2 separate regions of the Homo sapiens genome follow, and region 2 is linked to region 1. Evidence: chromatin loops called from intact Hi-C (ENCODE). Cell type or tissue: Caco-2. All regions are shown on one strand. Links, peaks and the distances in the headings refer to the core of each region. The heading gives the core; the rest is flanking DNA.

The links. A loop is a pair of places that touch in the nucleus more often than their neighbours do. Peaks named below come from ENCODE experiments on the same cell type or tissue, not always from the same donor. Only the 100,000 strongest peaks of a DNase experiment are listed, where the experiment ranks them.
Region 2: a loop joins it to region 1, with 7 times the contacts of the local background. A loop is called at or near these places in 4 of 110 quality-filtered maps.

What each region holds. Positions count from the first base shown.
Region 1 is chr3:193,910,541-193,921,132 of GRCh38, reverse strand. No RefSeq gene overlaps it. Among named protein-coding and RNA genes, the nearest start is that of LINC02038, 72 kb to the right of the region's middle. In Caco-2, for the core only: no CTCF peak of the experiment used is centred there; a DNase peak (open chromatin) is centred at 5,872; H3K4me3 peaks cover 1,725 bases.
Region 2 is chr3:193,845,384-193,855,975 of GRCh38, reverse strand. No RefSeq gene overlaps it. Among named protein-coding and RNA genes, the nearest start is that of LINC02038, 6.7 kb to the right of the region's middle. In Caco-2, for the core only: no CTCF peak of the experiment used is centred there; a DNase peak (open chromatin) is centred at 4,345.

The DNA of each region.
Region 1 (10,592 bases), core at 1,720-9,719:
CTCTACTCTGCCTTCCTCGGGATTCCAACAAGAATCAAGTGATTTATATACATGTACAGGGTGTTAGATTTCAGTGAAATGCTTCTACTAAGGTGATGTAATAGTGGGAATGAAGTGGCGATTCACCCGAAGGACCCTCGATCGCATTCACCCCAATGTGGACTGGATGTTCACGGTGCTGAGAGCAGGCAATAGAGGGATCCTGGAGACCTGCTGTATACCCGAATGGTGTAGCCAGAAGTCAGGAGAACCTGGGCTTGAATCCCAGCTCTGCCACCTTCTAGCAGTGTGATCTTGCATAGGTTACTTAACATGATTGATAAAATCAGAATCCTGGTAACCTCATAGGATGGTTGTAAGGAGTACATGAAATCATACACATGAAGTGCTCACAACTGGGCCTGGTATATAGTGTTCCCTATAAGTATTAGCTGTGGGCCGGGTGCGGTGGCTCACGCCTGTAATCCCAGCACTTTGGGAGGCCGAGGCGGGCGGATCACGAGGTCAGGAGATCGAGACCACGGTGAAACCCCGTCTCTACTAAAAATACAAAAAATTAGCCGGGCGCGGTGGCGGGCGCCTGTAGTCCCAGCTACTCGGGAGGCTGAGGCAGGAGAATGGCGTGAACCCGGAAGGCGGAGCTTGCAGTGAGCGGAGATCGCGCCACGGCACTCCAGCCTGGGCGACAGAGCGAGACTCCGTCTCAAAAAAAAAAAAAAAAAAAAAAAAAGGATTAGCTGTGCTTGGTGAGATCAGCCAGTCAGCCAGTTCCAAGATCAGCCCTTGTCGAGCTGAGCTCCTGGGAGGATCCTGTTCACAGAGTCTGTCGTACAGGCAACTAATATGTAGAGGAGCATTCCAATTCATCCATTTGGAGGGTGTAATTGGTCTTTCTTGGGGAGACAGACAAACTCATGTCCAGCCCATCATTTCCTTGTAGGCAAGCTCTCCAAGGAAGCTAAATGGAAGCAGCTTCTTGCCTGGAAAGCAGAGTCTCAGGGCAAGAAGGGGTAGCGAGGAGTATGCTTATATCAAGGGCATGATGTCCTAATGCCCCGATGGATCCGTCTCCATGTGGCACCTGCACCAAGGGCTGGACCGAGCTGTCTGCAGCCAGAGTCCTTCTCCTGCTCTGCAAACAATGCCATATTTCAGTGCTCTGCTTTCCCTTTTCTATGTTGCTTCCTGCCAAGTTACCTCCCTTATGTCTTTACATAAGCTCAGGCTCTTGATCTCACTTGCTTCTGGACTATGGCATCTTCTGGTCTTTGGGGCAGCCCCTATCTACCTGATGTCACCCCTTGTATATTGATGCTGCTGGTTTAGCTGTATGCAGCATGCACATTGTTTGCTCACCTCCCTACAGGACCTCTAACATCGTGAGGCATGTCGTGGTCTTGCTACTTCCTAATCCACACACCAGTTTGGTAGCTATAGGGAAAGGGCTGTACTTGTCAAAGTACAACTATAAGGAAAGGGCTGTACTTGTCAAAGCTCTTATTTAGAAACTGGCCTCTCACCTCTGCTGTTTATGAAGGGGATGTGGAGCACCATGTGAGAGGTAATTACTTCTTTCGCGAGGCAGGGATCTGTATCTGTTTCATTCACTGATGTGTCCCACGTGCCAGGACAGTACCTACCACAGAGCAGGCACTCAATTATATCTGTCAAATGAATAAAAGTCACTTCTCAGGATACCATCCTGCTTATCTCAGAATCAGGTCTTTGGTTGTTTGTAGGATGCAGCACACCTTGGTCTCCTACTGGATAAAGTGTTTTTGCCTGCAGTAGTGCATGCTCTCCACACTCTGGAATAGCTCTTTTGGGCTTGGCTTTCATTCTTATTCCTTTTCCTACACAGTCCACTGATGTCATAGACCCTGGCTAAAAGCAGAGTTCTGATCCATTCATTCATTTCTAAGCTTCAAATCTTTAGGTGACTTTCCATTGCTTTTGAAACAAGGTACACATTTCTCACTTGGGCAGTCAAGGCCTAGGATCTGCACCTGATCTAGTCTTTCAAACTCAGTCTCCGTGTGTTCCCCACAAATACTCGTGGTTTCATTTCGATTGCATTGCTCAATGTTTTCCAGACGTCTCTCTGAAACCTTCCTGTCTTTGTCCTCTTCTTCATATTGTGTCCTCTAGAATAATCTTCCCAACAAAATGATGTTTAGGAGGGGTCTTGAGCACTGTAAGTGATGTTTCTGCCTGCTGGGACTTCCAGCTTTTTTTTTTTTTTGAGACAGAGTTTCACTCTTGTTGCCCAGGCTGGAGTGCAATGGCATGATTTTGGCTCACTGCAACCTCCGGCTCCTGAGTTCAAGCAATTCTCCTGCCTCAGCCTCCTGAGTAGCTGGGATTACAGGCACCCACCACCATGCCCAGCTAATTTTTTGTATTTTCAGTAGAGGCGGGGTTTCACCATGTTGGCCAGGCTGTGAACTCCTGACCTCAGGTGATCTGCCTGCCTCGGCCTCTCAAAGTGCTAGGATTACAGGCGTGAAGCACCGTGCCTGGCCGACTCTAGCTTTTAAGACCTAGTCTGAGCTTGCAAGACCCATCGTGAACATCATTTTTTTCACAGAATTTCTTTTTTTCTTTTTTCTTTTTTTTTTTTTTTGAGATGGAGTCTCACTCTGTCGCCCAAGCTGGAGTGCAGTGGTGCCATCTCGGCTCACTGCAATCTCCGCCTCCCGGGTTACAGAATTTCTAACTAGCTCTCTACCTCTTCTTACCCTCTAGTATGTGCATTTGTACCTTGCTTTGTTTTCCTCAACTTTGTGCTTGTTTCTGTAATTCCCTCATTCATTCCTACCTCTGCATGCTTGAAAGTTCTTTGTGGATAAGGACTTGGTCCGAATTATATTTCCTTTCCCATCCCATGCACGTGGTCCTCTCTCAGGAAATAGTGCAAATGAGCAACTATTGCACCAAGTTAGCCATTCTCTAAACATAGGTACTACCTATGCACTTTACAATTCTTGCTTCTAATTTATTTCTGGGTTGCATGGACCTTACAAAAAGGAGTAGCCTTTTTGAAAAGATTGGTTTGAAAAAAAACAATTTCAAGCATCGTTTGAAAAGGCTGCGGGACCAAAAAGCCAGCACAGCTCAAGTCATTTTAAACATGCAATGATTCTCACTCTGAATACTCAGAGTGGAGACTCAAAGTGTGGCTCTTTGCAAGTTAATGTCACTCTGGCCATTCCTTACACTTTGATCATTCAAACAGAAGTCACATGTGGTTTCGTCTCAGCTCTAAGAAGGCCAAACATGAATTTCTCAAGCCTGTCCAAACAATCTCTCAGAAAAAAAGATAGAGGTTGGATCATTTGTTCATACAGTTTGATTAGCTAACACACATTTTATAGTACTTGAAGGGTTGTTGAAAAGGAGTTCCTGTCTTATCACTAGAAGGTGAATTCTTGAACCTGTAAAATAAACTAGTTAGTTTGCATGTCTTTATATTCCTTCCATGCATTTAGATATACCTATTTCCAGACAGGTTTTCAGAATGCATTTGGGAAGCCTGTGATTAAAGGATATTTTCTGGTATGGTATGAAGGCTGAGTCTCTTGACAATAACTTTCAGAAAAAGAATAAAATCTATTTTACATCAGCTGAATGTCTCTAATTGGGTCTTGAAGACCAAACAGTTCCCTTCAATGCAGCTGGGGCTTTGGGTAGCCCCAAACCAATTAACTCAAATTATATAATTTTCTTCCCATCCCTACCCCCAAAGCTTGACTTGCTTATTTAGTAAAGAGGAGGATTAGCGCAAGCACTAAGGAGCTGTTCTCTGGCTGCCTGGCACAATATGTGAACTTACTTCTGGGCCAGCCAGAAGCATCCTGGCTGGGAAGAAAGGAAAAGGGGAAGCTGAAGTGAAGCCGTCTCCTTGGTGTGACTCTCCTCTTTCTTGGGATACAATGGAACTCAGCAGAAATATATTACTGGATTACCAGGCAGCAGAAAGCATGCTGGCCTTTAAATGGGAACAAGCAATCTTTAGCCCTCCTAAACCTCTAAAAATGTGCAGGAGCTAATTAAGGCAACAACATCATGAGGTGATCAGAGAAGAGCAGAGAAATGTGAACGGTTAGGGGGAATCTGAACAGGTGTGTATGTGCGGTGTGTCTAAAGGAGCAAAAAGCTTTACTATGAATAGATTTCATCTTTCTTCTGTTTCCAAATGATTTGTTAAGCCTGGGGTGAGCATTGAACAAATAACAAAATTATGTAACAATTCCAAATGTATATTTTCCAAATTAAAAAAAAGCAATAATTTTAAAAGGCAGAATGACACCCTGCATTGCAACTGTATCAGAAATATGCTTAGTAACCTTTATTACAAGGCAGCTTAATTTTTTTTCTATTTTATATAGAGTACTGTCTTTTGTGATCCTTGTAACAAGATACTAAATACCTGATTTGATAATTGTGACATATAGGTGAATTTAAAATAGTTTAGTTCTAATAAGAAAGAATAATTAATGATACCTTCAGGTGGGCAGGTTTTTTCAGGGGAGCATTTTTTCATATTTATTGGACAGTGAAATCTCAGCTTCTAAGTGCTGACCTTTTATGTGCCAACAAGAGAAAGCAAATAGTAGACATGCCTCAATGTCTCCCTTCTTTTCTAAGCTTATAAAATATGGTACTTAACTTGCCGTGGTATTTTCTCACACATTCCTTTCTGAGGGGACCCTGCCCTGGATACCAGTAGAATGGTTTTATACAACAGGCTTCCCTGATGTTCTAGGTCCTGGGAGTTATCTTCTAAGCTTGAGTTTTTTGCTCATATGTCTGTCAAAAAGGAAAATCCAGTGAAATTAAAGTTCGTCAGGAAGCTACAAGTCTGTTTTCTTACAGCTCCCATGGGCAAAGTAGCATTATATCTTCTGTTGATGTCACCATTTCTCTGGGAGATTCTAGAAATTTGTTCATTGGTTTCCTTCAGAATCTACTGACTACCAATGTAAACTCACAGCTGGAGAGCCACATCCCTTGTCCTTTTGGACCATGGTACCTATGACCAAGGCTTAGGCCTTTTCTGTTGAGTCTCTGTCTTTGGGGAGGGGGATAAGTTCTTAAATTCAGGGCCAGAGTTCCAGGAAAGGTATTCAAGTAAGACACAGAGCAAGGCTACCAATTAAAATAAAGACAATAGACTTTCAAGTTCAAATTCTGAGAAGAATATTAAAAATTATTTAGTCTACACTGTGATTTTAAAGAGAGAACCATGGTAGCCCAGGAGGGAGGTTGACTTGTTCAAGGTCACATGGTGGCTTAGTGGTACTGCCTGACCAGAACTTGGTTCTCCTGATGCAATTGAAGAGCAATCTCTGGCTGTCAATGCTGATCACATCTCAATCATAGAAACATCTCCTTTATTTTTCTGACTTTATAGATTGCTAATGGCAGGAGAACACTATGACTTACAAGTTGAGCTTTCACCTTGCTGGCCCTGGCTGGGCAGACTTGGCATCTGTGGTTGAGGCTTTAAGGTGGAAAAACAGGGCATTACCAGTGCTTCTTTTCATTGAATGTACATTTGAGAGATGCATTAATTAACGTAAAATTGCTACCTCTAGCTCTGAGCCTTAGCTGGCGCTCCACTTTGTACTGTTCACCAAAATCAAAGCACCGCTATGGTTTATTTTTTAGATATCTTGAAAAGGATAATGTTTGACCATTCCTCTCCTTGGCTTTACCTCCATGTGCTGTGTGTAATGATCCAGAGAGAATCAATTGGACACTGCATTTTAAAGATAAGGATTGGGATTTTACTTCTGGGTAACCTGGTGACCCCAATCAATCTCTGTCTTACGAACTCTCTGAAGATTTGATGCTCCAGTCCGCAATTAAGTCCCAGCTTCCAAGAATGGCAACAGATGTTGCAATCCAAACACCTTTATTAACTATTTATCTTCAAATATATATCAACGATCTCTTGGCCAACAGAAAGAGTGGCCTGCCCCTTAAATGGAAAATCACACTCTTTCATCTTCAAGCTATTTTACTTTATAGTCCTTTTGAGAAGATAAAAAGAGATCTATTAAGAAAGTAGCTGACAATATATAATTGCTTTCAAAATTTGCCTTTTCTAAAAGTAGTTTTTATCTATACATTGAAAATATTGCTATTAAGTTGTATACCTCAACTATACAAAACATCAAATGGTATTTAGGGTAAGCAGATAACATAAAGTTATCTTTAATAGTGAAGATTTCAATGTTTGGTTTCCTTTGTTTTCATATAAAACTTGCTGATTACATTTCATTTGCCAGACTTTGGCCTTGTTTGAACCAGAGCTTCAACACCATAAAAAATAATCCTTGCCACCTACTTGCCTTACAAGAATGTCATGAGGATTATAAATGATGGTGGAGTAATTTAAACACAGAATGAAACACAAGGCCAAAATATTTTAAGCAAGACCCTGTGTAATCCTTTGTAATTGAACTCATCAAGGTTTCATTCTACAGCTGAGCCCTTGCCTGAAGTTTATTGAGGTTATTCTACCGAGAAAAAAATAAACTATCGTGAGGTCAAAGAGCCTTCTTCTTCCTTGATTTAACTCACTGGCTAAATTTGCTGAATTCCTCTCACACAGGTAGGAGAAGTGGGCAGTTTTTTGCTTCAAGGGCAGGGGTGAATTCACATGAAGATAATGAAGTTTAAGCTTCCAAGTGTTCTCAATGCCATTTGTCTTCATAAAATTTGCAAAAATCAGATATTTTAATCACAATTAGTTAAGAATGCGATTTTTACTCTGATTTTCCTTCCATCATACCCAAGGGCTGTCAAGTGGGGTGAAAGTGGCCCCAGGGCAACTGTGCACTCTAGCTAAGGGAACCTTGAGTAGGGGGTGCTTTAGTTTGGACTTCATGAAATATGAAGCATGCAATACTTCATAAGTCCAAACTAAAGCATGCCCTACTCAAGCTTCCCTTAGGTAGAGCCGTCTTTTGCTGTCCATCTGCGTACAATCACATTATTTCTAGCCTTGCTGATGTAGAAATGACTTCCAGGAACATGCCCACACTGTGCCGACTCACCTGCTGTCATGGCACAGAGATACAGACCAGACAGAGAGCCCGTCAAGAATTAAACTAAACACTGGAGGTCTGTGGGTAATGGAGAAGAAGAAAGGTTTGCAAGGACTTAGAAACCAACCCGTACAAAAAAGTGTCTAAGTATCACGTGTACACAGTTGTAAAGGCATGAATTCATTTCATTGATGTCTGGTCGAAGGAAAGTTCTCCCCTCTCAGGATTATACTTCATAAAGCATGGTTTATAATGTACATGTACTATGTTTTTTCTTCTTTTTAAATGCAAATTGTGTAAAATAGAAATCATGAGAATTCCTGTGTTTCTAGAAACAGACGTATAGGAGTGCTATAAAAAACAAGCATATCTAGTGAGAAATCAAGAATTGTATGGACCCCAACTTTCAATAATAATGTAACAAACTCCAGTCAACCCTGCTAGTAGAATGAGTGAATTATCTTTCTATTATCTCTATTGAAAATAATATAGCAAAATCATTGTCATATTAAGCAGCAATCAAAAAGTAGTAAAAAATGTAGATTAAAAAAGTATTACAGGTGTACATGAAACATGAATTACTAAAAATACTGTTTTTAAAAAAATTTTAATATGTTTATGGTATTTCCCAGTTTTCTGAATAAATATCCATATTAATATCTATTTTTTATCTATAACCTTTTATATTCTTTTTCTCACAAAAGGTCCATAAAATTTCATGTGTTTTAGCCCTCACATATTTTGCATCTGCTGTGGGGTAGGGGTGGGAATGTCAGGTGTCAAAGCTCAGTCCTTCCTTAAAGATTATTTGATTCAGAGAAGACCTTGGAGGCCAAGTACATCTCTGCTTCTTGCCTCCCTCCACCCCCTTCCCATTATGTTTAAGAAAATGCAGGCTTTGAAGTGAAGCTGTGCTTATGATTACACAGCCTGTGCTTGGTGGAAATTGGACAAATCCATGCATTAAGAATGGATTCTAGGATCTGCTGGTCAGAGAGACCAGCAGCAAAAGGACTGAAGCAGAAGCTGAAAGATCCAGGTGTCAGTCTTGACTGCCACTGGCTGATGTGTGACCTTGAAGAACAAACTTCCTCCACTGGGCCTTGACTCCCCATTTGTGCATGCAAGAAGGAGCCACCTTCCTATATTGGAAGTTATGGGAAGCCTCTGTGACAAAGGGAAGTCTGAGCAGAGGCTCAAAGGAAACCAGAGAGAGTCACTTGTATGCCCAGGCCTTTCTGTGAAGAGGAGAGTGTGTGTGGCATCTTGGTGGACTGGCAGGGAGGCCAGCATGCTCAGCTGGGTGGGCGAGGAGGGCAGAAGTAGGCCAAGTAGACGAGGCCAGAGAGCCAGTGCAGGCTATGGCAAGGGATTTTGCTCATAGGGAGAGGGGAGCCATTGGACCTGATGAACCTGGAGTGAGATGACCTGAAAGATATTTAAAAATGATCACTGGTGCTGCTGTGTGGAGTGAGGGTGGAGGCTTGATAAAAGGTGGCTGCAGGCCTGGTGCGTGGCTCATGCCTGTAATCCCAGCACTTTGGGAGGCGGAGGCAGGCAGATCGCTTGAGCCCAAGAGTTTGAGACCAGCCTGGGCAACAAAGTGAGACCCCATCTCTACAAAAAATACAAAAATTAGCCGGACGTAAGTGGTGTGTGCCTGTAGTTCCAGCCACTTGAGAGGCTGAGGCAGGAGGATTGCTTCAGCCTGGGAGGTTGAGGCTGTAGTGAGCCACTACACTCCAGCCTGGACGACAGAGCGAGACCCTATCTCTAAAAAATATTAAAAAGCCAGTGGAGAAAGTGCCTACGATCACCTCCAGCACAAGGCATAACGTGGCAAGTGCCTAAAAAGAAGCAGAGGGAAGTGGTGCTGGCCGGAAAGAATGAGCCGGACATTATCAAGCAGAGATGGCAGGCAGAAGGCGTGACAGTTTTGCAGAGGAAATGGCATAAACAAAGATATGTGTGAGAAAAATGAAGGCCTTGCTCACGGAAACAGTGCTGTGAAGTGACTGAGAGTGAGGATTCTGTGCCCTTAGAAGAGTTATTCAAACTTCCCATCCCTTAGTCTTCACTGTAAGTGGGGGCCGTTATCCTCATCTGCCTGGGAGAGGTCTGTCAATGAGAGTTGCCTGTGTTGTACTCTAGAGGTGCAGGGCGAATGGTAGCTTTCACTATTATGAATTTACGAAATTTTTATGAAATGCCAAAAAGTTCCGTGAGGCATAGAAATGTGATCAGCAGGAAGTCAGGCTGATAGCAAAGAGTCTTGAATGCCAGGCTGAAGAGACAAAAGAAGGAGGGAGAGTTCCAGGCTTGCTTTATTCTAAAAGTCACCAGAGGAGCTTCTGAAAATGAAGTCCCTCATCTTCCTACTCTGACATGGGGCCCAGGGAGCTGGATTTTAGCAAGAGTCCCTGGTGATTCTTATGCGGATGCGGCTTAAGAAAATAAATGTTTTTAACCTGAAGGTTGAAGGGGGCATTGTCTTCAACTGCTGAGCTGGTGGACCCATCTGCAAACCAACGATATGCCGACTACTCCCAGTTCTCCTTGTGCAAAGCCAGCAACTGCTAAATAGTTGGAGCTGATAGTTGGAAGGAGGAAGCATGTGGTCCGGGATTGAAGGAGAGCTCTGGGGACCTTTCGAGGAGCCACCCTTCCCCTGTGGCTGTGCAAGGTGGTGACCCAAGCTCATGTTCTCGTCCCAGCTCCAACGCTGCCAAGTCACTGTGTGTCACTTGGATGATTCTTGCCTCTTTTCTGAGCTGCAACTTCCTCCTCTGTTTGAAAAAACAGAAAGTTGAGAGGTCTGAATTGGGCAAACTCTAAAGTCCCTTCCAGTTCCAACTTTATCTGTTTATCAAACAGCCTAATCTTTGCAAAAGCACTTGCAATGGCTACAGCCTGGAGACAGTCTTTGCAAACTTTGCAGTCAGACTCAAGGCTCTGGGGGTTATGCAAAGGGCACTGAATACTCCTGCCATCAAGATAACAGAAGGAACCCTTCTCTGGGGAGGGTTGTTCACATGCACCTCAGTACACGCAGCTCTGAGAGCTGGGACTTGTCTGATTTAACCCTTATCACCCTGCAGCATTTGGTGGGGCCAAGGTGGAAGCAGTTAGTCAGTTACCTCTGACTTTCTGGCACTTCCTTTGCCTGAAACAAGCCAATTGGGTTTTAGTGCTCTCTGATCAGAAGCTTCATGAGTCTGTGGTGTGAAAAGTGAAGAAAATAAGTGTCTTTGATTTCAGATAAATCACTTATGCACTCCAGGACTCAGTTTCTTTGTCTGAAAAATTTTCACTCCCTGAAAGAGGATACTTTTGCTTCTTAATTGCCATCAAATTTGGATGGCACAACTTTTACTGAATTCTTTTTTTTATCCCACAAAATTGAGAAATGGTCAGACTTTTTAGGACCAGTTTAAAAATAATAGTTTCATCTCAAGCAAAAGGCTGGCTTTCTATTCACCTTATCTCTGTTAAAGGCATCTTTACATTTTGAGGCAGAAAGTGGTAACAGTGACCTCA
Region 2 (10,592 bases), core at 1,235-9,234, 65 kb after region 1:
CCATTGCAGTTTCTTTAGGCAAGGTGAGCTCATTAGCTAGGAAGGGAGTGCTTCTACTACTGGCAAAAAAGGCTCAGCAAAATTCAAGTTCTAGCTCCCAGCTTCATCTGAATCTGCCCATATGTCTACCCCAATGCTCAGAACCACACTTCTTCCTAATCAATGTGCTAATTTTACCATAAGATACTCTGTGAGGTTGTGATTTCAGTTTGCATAATTCTTCCCAAAATTAGACCTTGGGTTTGATTTTCAGAAATATTTGCCCTATAGCCACAGGAACTAAAGATTTCCCTTAGTTAGTCTTTGTATTGGGAACTTAGTCATAATTTTTTTTTTCTCCAAGTTCTTCAGTAACCTAGAAGCTACCTATCAACATCTGTATCTTCCTTATTTTTGCTGAAATATTGTACAGAAGCAACTACTTGGTTATCCAAAGCCCTGCCTTCTATAGGCACTTAATTACAGGTATTTATAGGTGATAATGTAATTAACTCTTTTGTTACCACCAGGTCCCCTTTACTACTGGCATCAGAGTCATTAACGCTTTTAAATATAATCAGATCAGAGAGCCAACTCCAGAACCAATTCAGAGAACTCATCCTTTAGGTTTTCTTGCTCATGGTTTCATCAGGGAGGCAGAGTCACTCTTAGTGATATGAAATAATTTCCCATAGCAATTAGACTTCTCACAATAGTGGGAGAAGGATGCAGGAAGATAAGCTGGACCTGATACAGGAGAGATCAAGGGCAACCTGGAACCTTTCCCTGTCTTTCACCACAACTAACCCTATAGAAGAGGTATGTGCCCTTTACCATAGGGGTGCACACACACCTGAGCCAAAACTCAGCAGGAGCTGAGGGGAGCTGCAGAACTGGCCGCTGCTCCATGCTAAGGAGGTAAGCAAGTAGGTAAATGCTGGTGTCTGTTTGTGTTCATGAGCTGTGATGGCACCTGTAGCCCTGCACCAACCTTCAAGTGTTGTGATGGTTGGTCTGCTTTCCAAATCTCATGCCAATTTCTCTTATGGCCAACCATAACGAGGGCCATAGAAAGAAGGAAAAATCTGGGAAATGTCCTTTGGGCTTAGGTAGGCTGACTCAGTACGGAACCACCAGAGCCGTCACTGTTTGGTACTCTTACGTAAGGAACTCAAGATTTAACCTAAGAACCAGTACCTAGAGGGAGAGGGTAAGAGAGAGGGATGGATAGGATCCATGTAAAAATTGGGTTATGAATTCGCTTAAATTAAGACTGTATGTGAGATTGTACCCAAAAGATCAGGATCAAGAAAGCCAGAGGGGAGAGCCGGCTTTGCTCCAGAACATTTCTGTATTTGACAGTGATGATAGTAACCCACCATGGCATCACAGAGCTTTGTGGTTTGCAAAGTGCTCTCACATGCATCATTTCATTTGGAGTGGATTGACCTTCTGCTTCATTCACTAAATACTTATTGAGTATTTGTCCTATGCCAGGAACTGTGCTAGGCATTTTGCATATCCTGTCTCCAAATATATTAATATCTCCTTTATATTTCACTATATCTCTGTGACAGAGATATCACTGTCATTTTACAGATTTTAAAAGTATGGCTATAATGTTGGAGATACAAGACCCTAATGGGAATATAAGATAAATAGAACTTTGTCCTTGCTCTCAAGAACAGGGGTTGGTAAACTTTTTCTATAAAAGGACAAGTGACAAGTAGTTTAGGCTTTGTGGTTCCTATTACAACTACCCAACTCTGAAGCTGTAGAGAATGCAGTCATAGCCAATATAAAAATGAATGTGCATGGCTGTGTTCCAATAAAACTTTATTTACAAAAACAGGCAGTGGGATAGATTTTGCCCATGGGTAATAGTTTACCAACCCCTGAACTACAAGGGCATAGGCTAAAGGAGAGACTACTAATTAAAACAACTCATGATGAGACTATGTGGTAAAGGAGTCTATACGAAGGGCTGTGAAGGCAGAGGGTGTAGCTGGCTGGGGAATTTAGTGAGGCAGGGCAGCATTTCTAGAATCATGACCTCTGTGGTCCATATTTCCAGGTCACTGCCATCCATGAACCAGGAAATGGCTTGCAGACAAATGCAGGGTGGGATCTGGAGCTTATATCTTATCAGAACCTGTGTCTCCTTCCTGAGCTGTCTTCCTGTGAACTGGGCCTGTGGTGTGGGGGTTGAGGTTCACTGTCTGCTTTCCCCTCGTGTATCAGCCAGCCCTTATACTTCCTAAAACTCAGCGTCCCTTATCCTTATCCACAGCACAGAAGCTGTGGGCTTGGCCTGACACAGCCCTAGAATGATACTTCCTTGTATGCCAGCCTCAACTTCTTCTGACCTGCAGCTTGCAAACAACACATTCCTAGTATGTGGTTATTAGCCTACTCCTCCTAGAATGCCCTCTAGATCTGGTTCCTGCCTGAGGTATAAAATCATGCTTGTGGTTGAACTTACAGGTGGACTTTACAAGAAGGCTCAGGACAGGGAAGAACACTATAAAACAACAAAAACTGCCTCCAACTGGAAAGCAGTGTGTAGGGAGGGTTTGAGCAGTGACTAGATGACCATAGGAAGGAGAAGTTCTAATATTTAAAAAGTCCTTGGGCTTAGGAGTCTTTCTGTCCCACAGTCCTATTTAGCTTTGTGATAGCGGACAAATTTCTTGAGCTCTCTTGACTTAGTTTCATGATTTGAAAACAGAGAGTTCACATCTCTCATAGGGCTGTTGTGATAATTAAATGAGAATTCCATCCAGTTTCCAGCAGGCACTATCCTGGCACACAGTTGACTCAAGACAGTATTAGAGAAAGACTCTGACATCAGATGGGGTGGGGTGGCCAAGTTGGGCGAAATAACTGAGGTCTGTGGTTTACTTTGATATATAAATCTAACAAGAATTCCTTTCTTTAACTTACATAAAATTCTTTCATTAAATCTCAGAAACAAAGGGATGTAACCTAAGGAGATCTCTTTGTGAGCACCCTAAGATTGGACATAAATGAAGAAATATTTATTAACACAAAAGAATTTCATTTGGAGGAAAAAAAACCATTGTAGGAATTTTTTCTGCATAACAGTTTTCATGCATACAAGTCATTTGGGATTCTAACCAAGTGTTTCCATTTCAAACTGAATAAAGTTTTACTTTGTAAATGTCTATATTAACAAAGCTTTCATTGAGGTTCGGAGAGGGGGCACTTAAAAATGTTTGCCAACCCCCCCATTAAAAAGTATATATTACTCAATGAAGTGGTATAGAAATAGATATCTATTTCTTTAAGTCCTACACAAAATAAAAGCATCTAACTTTGTGGGCAGAGGGAGGTCCAACTTTTTGTTTTCTTAACGCAGATGGAAAGAATCCCAAGAGACCAGTGAAGCAAGAAATTATCAAAGCTGCGGTATTTACGAAGTCACTTTGTGCCAGTGCCCCAGCAAGCTGCCACCATGGCTGCCAAGCCCTGTCACCCTTGCTGATCAGTACAGAGAGGGGCTCGCTGCGCTGGGTAGAGGAAGCAGGAAGTTTGCTGAACTCAGACGGAAGAAAAAGGATTCCTCTGGAGAATCCCAGCAGGTGGGAGAGCCGCTCTGCAGAGCGAGGCTCTTTTGACCCAGAGTACACACAATAGAGCCCTCTTAGGAGAGAGATTTTTTTCCACAGGTTTCTTCTTGGCCCTCTGGATTTGTTCTAAGCTGGCTTTCTGTGTGTGTGAGTTGTCTTGGCCTTTCTGGTTTTCTTTCCCTTTGGAACTTTCAGATCTTTCCATTGTGCACGATGTCCCTGTGAAAAGGCCTGAGTCACTCGGCCTCAAACTTTGCAGCCCCAAACATTCCCTCTTTGAATTAAGGTCACCTGTGTATGTCTCCCCACTCGGTAGAGGAAAGGGCACTTCATCGCCCTGGCCCTGGGCCCAAGGACCCCCTTGGGAGCATTGTCGAGGGACTTTTTCAGATGAGAGGCTTTCTGTAAAAGACTGACAGGGACTTCTTAGGACAGATGACCTTTAAATATATTTTCCAATTCTGATTCTGGGATTCTAAAATGGTGTGTGGACCCCATACAATGTCATTTGAGCAGGAGCAGACAGAACTGGAGATAACTCAAAGGAGATGTTAGAGCTGCCTTTAAGATCCTTGGAATACAGAAACAAGAAAGACATTAGTCCTAGGATATGTGATCTCAGAAGGCAGAAATTTTGGCCGGAGTTTTATGACAGGATGGGAGTTTACAGTTGATCTAGGAAAGGAATCCTGATTTACCAGTCAGATCTGCTGGAGTAAAGCCCAAAGACCTGGTTTTGAATGCTCACCGCTGCCTAACATCTGTGTGACCCTGGGCTACTGACCTGACTTTGCTGAGCCTGTTTTCCCATAGGCCAAACAGTGATAAGGCTTGCCTTGATTCTGCCATCCGGCTATTGTGAAGAGGAATAGGATAAGAGAAAGTGCTTGTAAATTCTGAAGTTCTAAAGATTTAATCCTACTGTCCAACTCCCCTGTTTGATGGAGTAGATAACCAGAGAATGGAGAAGTTAAGAAACTTACATGAGAGCACACAGTATTGATCTAAGGTAGTAGCTGATAAGGCCTCACATCTACAAGAGATAATATATTGATCCCTAGCAGCTCCAGGATAAAAGGCTTTTGGGGGGGCCTTGGGGCCATGACGCAGCCCCAACTTCCCACTGGAGTTTCATCTCACTCTTAATTTTATTTTCTGATTATGAAAATTATATGTGCTCACTGTGTGGAACTTGTATAATACAAAAAGCACAAAGTAAAACATGTTAAAACATTTTAATAATTCTGCTATGTGGACATATCTACTGTTGAAATTAAGATATATAACCTTTTAGCCTTTTCTCTGTGCATGTACATATTTGAACATAATTGGAATATTTCATGCAAACTTTTGTATATTGACTCCTTTTTCACCTGATGGTTTGTTGTACACTTTGCCATTAAAATTCATTAAGCAGTATCAAATGCATAATTTTCCACTGTGTAAGAACATAACAGCTTGTAACAAGTCCTCTACTGTTGGACACCGAGGTTCTTTCTTGTTTGCTACAAACAAATGTGTTGAACATTCTTACCTGTGAGTTGTTGTTTTCCTGGCCTGTCTTTAACTCCCAGCACCTTTCATTCAGTCCAGGTAGCTGCCCACATGTTAAGAAGCGGGATCTGAAGGAAAACCTGCATAAGGCTCTACATCAAATGCTGAAAGTGCTGCCCCACCAACAAGCAATGCTTCCTATAGGTTCCCTGGGGTGATTTTGGCCATTCTCTAAAACTCTGAGTTTCTTGTCTTCTGCAGAGACTCACAAATGTTTGTTTGCCCCAAAGTGTTATAGGTTTATCCTGATAATATGTGCAATACGATATACAGCTGAGGCCCTAAGCCCTATTAAAATATCTTAAGGTATTTTATTTAAACATATATATTTTACATGAAGTTTTTATTTTTGCCCTGTGTTGCTTTCAGTGATGCTTAGGGTAATGAAGTTTCACTTTTCTTTCCTGATGTAGGTTTCTGATTGGACATGGGTCCATGTCCTTGTGAAGTCTCCTCCTCCTGAACCTGCCCTGCTCTGTGACTTGCTTTTGACCACCAGCATGCTGCAGAAGTGATGCCGTGTGACTTCTGAGTGGGTCATAGGAAGCCTTGCAGTGTGGCCTGGGTCTTCAGGAATGCTTGTTTGAGGAAAACCACTGTCATGTAAGAAGTATGGCTACCCTGAGACTGTCATGGTGTGAGGACTCCTAAATGAGTCACATGTGGATGGCCACCTATTCAGGCCTCAGTTCTTCCAGCCATTGCGACTGTGGCCCACGCATGTGGGGGAAGAGGCCATTTTTCACGCCCATCCCAGTTGAGTCTTTAGATGATCCCTTCCTGGGCCTCCAGCTGACTGTAACCAGACTCCAGGCAGGAACCACATAGGAACTGAACCCAGTCAACCCACAGGCTGGGGAGGATGATAGTCCATTGTTGTATAAAGCCACTGCATTTGGAATGGTCTGTTGTATACTACCTAATCAGAACAAGACTCAATCCTTTCTTCATAGCTGGTAGTCTTAAGCATTTATTAATTCATATTTTAGTCACATTATGAATTTTCTATCACAATAAGCATTTATTGAGCACTTTTTATAGAGGGACTATGCTAGGCTTGAAGAATAAAAGACACATAGGACACGGCCCTGCTTATGTTCAGGTAGCTGTGGTCTAAACGAGGACGCACACATAAGGTGAAGACCCCATGAGATGGAATACACGGGGATAACAAGCCTCACAGTGGACTGGTCGCTTTACCAGGGGTGAGGCGATTCTGCCTATAAGGTAGGGAAGGACTTTCTGAAAGGGTGACACTGAGTTCCACCTTGAAAAATGCCTGAGAATTCACCCATAGACACAGTGGAAGAGGGGTGTTCCGAGGAAGGGAGATCAATGTGCAGAGAGACAGAAATCCCGGTTCGCTTATTCCCAACAAGGCAGAGAACAAACCTCTCCCAGTGATGCCCTCCCTTGTTCCCGTCCCCAATCTTTTGATAATAGTGGGAAGGGTTTCAAAGTGAGGGTTAAAAATGGGCTGGTTTTGCCACCCCTTAGTAAGTCTTGGGCAGGATTCTCAACTCTTGACACTCATTAAAATCACCTGGGAAGCTTTTGCAAAACTCCAGCATGGTACAACTACTTTAGAAACTGGTGTTATCCATTAAAACTAAACATTTGCTTATCTTAGCAATTCCACTCCTAGGTTTATAGAGTAAACAGAAACACATACGTGCCTGTGTCAAAAAACATGTATAGGCATGTTCAAGACCACACTGTTTGGCCAAGTGCCCTAGTTCATGCCTGTAATCCCAGCATCTTGGGAGGCCAAGGCGGGAGTATTGCTTGAGGCCAGGAGTTTGAGACCAGCCTGGGCATCATAGTGAGACTCCCATCTTGACACACACACAGTTTTTTTTTTTAATTAGCTGGGTGTGGTGGCGTGCACCTGTAGTCCTAGCTACTTGGGAGGCTGAGGTGATAGGATCCCTTGAGCCCAGAAGTTCAAGGCTGAAATGAGCTATGATTGTGTCACAGCACTCCAGTATGGGCAACAGAGAGATCCTATGTCCAAAACAAAAACAAAAACAAAACAAAAATACACACATTATTTGTAAGATGTAAAAAAAGGGAACAATCCATGTGTATCAATAGAATAGTTATATGCTGTGTATGCGTAATTAGTGTCTTAACCTGTTCAGGCTGCTGAATACCTCAACTGGGTAATTTACAAACAACAGAATTTATGGCTCATGGTTCTAGAGGCTAGGTAGTCTAAGATGCAAACGTCAACAGATTTGATGTCTGGTAAGGCCCTGTTCATCATAGATGGCACCCTTTTGCTGTGTCCTCACATGGCAAAAGGGACAAACAGGATTTTTTCAAGCCTCTTTTATGAGGGTACTAATTCCATTTATGGGGGGAGAGCCTTTGTAACCCATTCACTTCCTAAAGCCCCCACCACTTAATACTATTGGAGATTAGATTTCAATATATGAAATTTGGGTGGGACACAAACATTCATACCATAGCGGGCAGACAATGTAATACTATACAGCAATGAAAAGAAATGAACAACAGCGACCCAGAACAACATGAATGAACTTTTTTTTTTTTTTTGACAGAGTCTTGCTCTATTGCCCAGGCTGGAATGCAGTGACACAATCTTGGCCCAACCTCCACCTCTTGGGTTCAAGCAATTCTCCTGCCTCCGCCTTCCGAGTAGCTGGGATTACAGGCACACGCCACCATGCCCAGCCAATTTTTGTATTTCTAGTAGAGATGGGGTTTTGCCACGTTGATCAGGCTGGTCTTGAACTCCTGACCTCGGGTGATCCGCCTGCCTCAGCCTCCCAAAGTGCTGGGATTGCAGGCATGAGCCACTGCGCCAGGCCCATGAATGAATCTTAAAAATAAAATAGTGAATCAAGGAAGTCAGACACAAAGAGTACATACTCTACGGCTGCATTTCTATAAATATCAAAAAGAGGCAAAACAAATGTGTGGTGTTAGAAATCAGGAGAGTGTTACTATCCTGGGGAGGAAGGAGAAGACCTGAAGGAACTTGAGGGGGGCTTTGGCCTGCTGGTAGAGCTTTTTTTTTTTTTGTCTCGATCTAGGTGGTAGTTACATACGGATATTCACGTTGTAAAAGTTTGCCAAGGCTTTAATGTAATTATCTGATGCATATTATAATTAAAATGGAAAGTTTGTTTTAAAAGTACCAGTGCTTGGTCTCCACCCCTATGGACTCTGGTTTTATTGCTCTGGGAAGGAGCTCAGCCCTCTTAGTGGTGTAAAAATTTTCCAGGTGATTCTGATATGCAGTCAGGCTTGAGAAACACATGCTGTGCTTGATTAGTGGCCTCTCTCTTTGGACTTGGAGAATGCTGGCCTGTTGTTTTCACCTATTGGCCAGTCCCACTCAGCCTTTGGTTATGAATTAGATTAGAAACGTAGGAGAGAAGGGCCAGGTGCGGTGGCTCCCGCCTGTAATCCCAGCACTTTGGGAGACTGAGGTGGGAGGACTGCCTAAGCTCAGGAGGTTGAGACCAGCTTGGGCAACATGATGAGACCCTGTCCCTATAAAACAATTCAAAATTTAGCTGGGTATGATGGTGTGTGCCTGTGATCCCAGCTACTCTGGAGGCTGAGGCAAGAGGATTGCTTGAGTCCCGGAGGTTGAGGCTGCAGTGAGCTATGATCATGCCACTGCTCTCCAGCCTGAGTGACAGAGCAAGACCCTGTCTCAAAAAAAAAAAAAAAAAGAAAAGAAAAAAAGAAAAAAGAAACTTAGGAGAAAGGGCAGGGCTTGAGTCATCAGCATATAGACAGTCACTGTCTGAAGGTGATGGAGTTGGGGGATATTGGTTAGAGATTGGTTGGAGATGGATCCCAGAGTTTAGGGTGATATGAAAAGAAGTGAACTAGGAGAGAACTATAGACTTAGAGAAAATGGGGAAACCAAGAAACAGAAGCACTGGATGAGGCTTCTTGGCAGATACAATAAGGTGAATGTGTGAGGCATGGGGAGAGTAGGAAGTCACGGTAATTGAATGGATCCAGAGGTTCAAAAGCTGGCAAAGCAGTGGCATCACAGCTTGCCTTGCTCTCAGTATGGCCTGCTCTCAAGGCTACCCAAGCAAAATGACTGATGTTGACGTAACTGCATGTGCTTTTTCATTATCCTTCCTGGGCCAGCACCACATTTGACCCTTTTCCTAACCACCTTATTGGCTTACCAAGTCAGTGGCTGTGTTCTGAATGTGAGCTCCAAGGCTGCCACCAGTGACTGGGCTTGGTAAATGGTTCCCTTTATAGGACTCTGGGTGGAAAATTGGAGTTGTGGTTAGATTAGAATCATTTCCAACTGTGCTCTGTGGAAGTCCTGGAGACCACTGTTAGGTGGCCAGGACAGGTTGGAGGAGAAGGGAGAAGACAACTGCCACCCCACTCCTCTGAATTTAACCAGAATGGAACTTTTCTGTTTTACACACTGGATTCTGCAGCTAGGAAAACCTGAAACTATGTGTTTAATTATCACCAGGGTCCCTTCTAGTGCTAAGAATCTGAACTTCCCCTCGCTCCTCAGTTGGGCAACAAGTGAGTTAAGACTCCTGGCCCCACCTTGAACACTGCTGTCTTCCCAGGGTTCTTCCTTTTCACCTTCCAAAAGCTACCTCTCTTCCATCTTCTCCCCTCACCACCTCAGCTTTAGAAGGAAACATGTTCGCCGGTGCCTGAGAGGCTGTCTGAGGAAACCTGCTCTCAGAGCACAGGGAAGCCGCGTCAGCATGCTGCCCTGTGCACAGCTTCCTGGAAGGGGTCTGCTTACTTTTACTATTGCACTGAACAAATGGAAAAGAATTTGGGACCATTGCAAAGACCTACAGCCAGGGCAGCAAGGATGGTGGTGGGAGCCCAGCTGAGGCTGGGGCTAAGATTAAAAACTGGGCTACTCTTTACTATATAAAAGGAAGCAAAGCCAGGACTTAGCAGAGTGCCTCAAAGTATCACCAAACTGAGGGAACAGAAAAGATTTTCAGCTACTCTCAGTAAAGGGTGTTGCTATTTCAACTTCCAAAAGCAAAATGAAGCTGTAGCCTGCAAAGGAATGAAGTCATCTGTTCACAGACCCACAGGTGGAAAACTTTCTAAATAACATCGCTCAGCTTCCCACATTTGAGAACACAAACATTGAAGCCCAAGAGAAGTGACTTGCCCAAGGTTACAGAGACAGAGGCAGAATGTGTGGTTGGGGGAAGGAGCACTGTCTATAGGGTCAGACAAGCCTAAGACAGATCAGAACTCTGTGTGACCATAAGCAAATTCAGTAACTGTATTAGTCTGTTCTCACACTGCTAATAAAGACATACCCAAGACTGAGTATGTTATACAGGAAAGAGGTTTAATTGACTTACAGCTCAGCATGGCTGGGGAAGCCTCAGGAAACTTACAATCATGGCAGAAGGGAAAGCAAACACATCCTTCACATGGTGGCAGGAAGGAGAAATGCCTACCAAAAGGGGA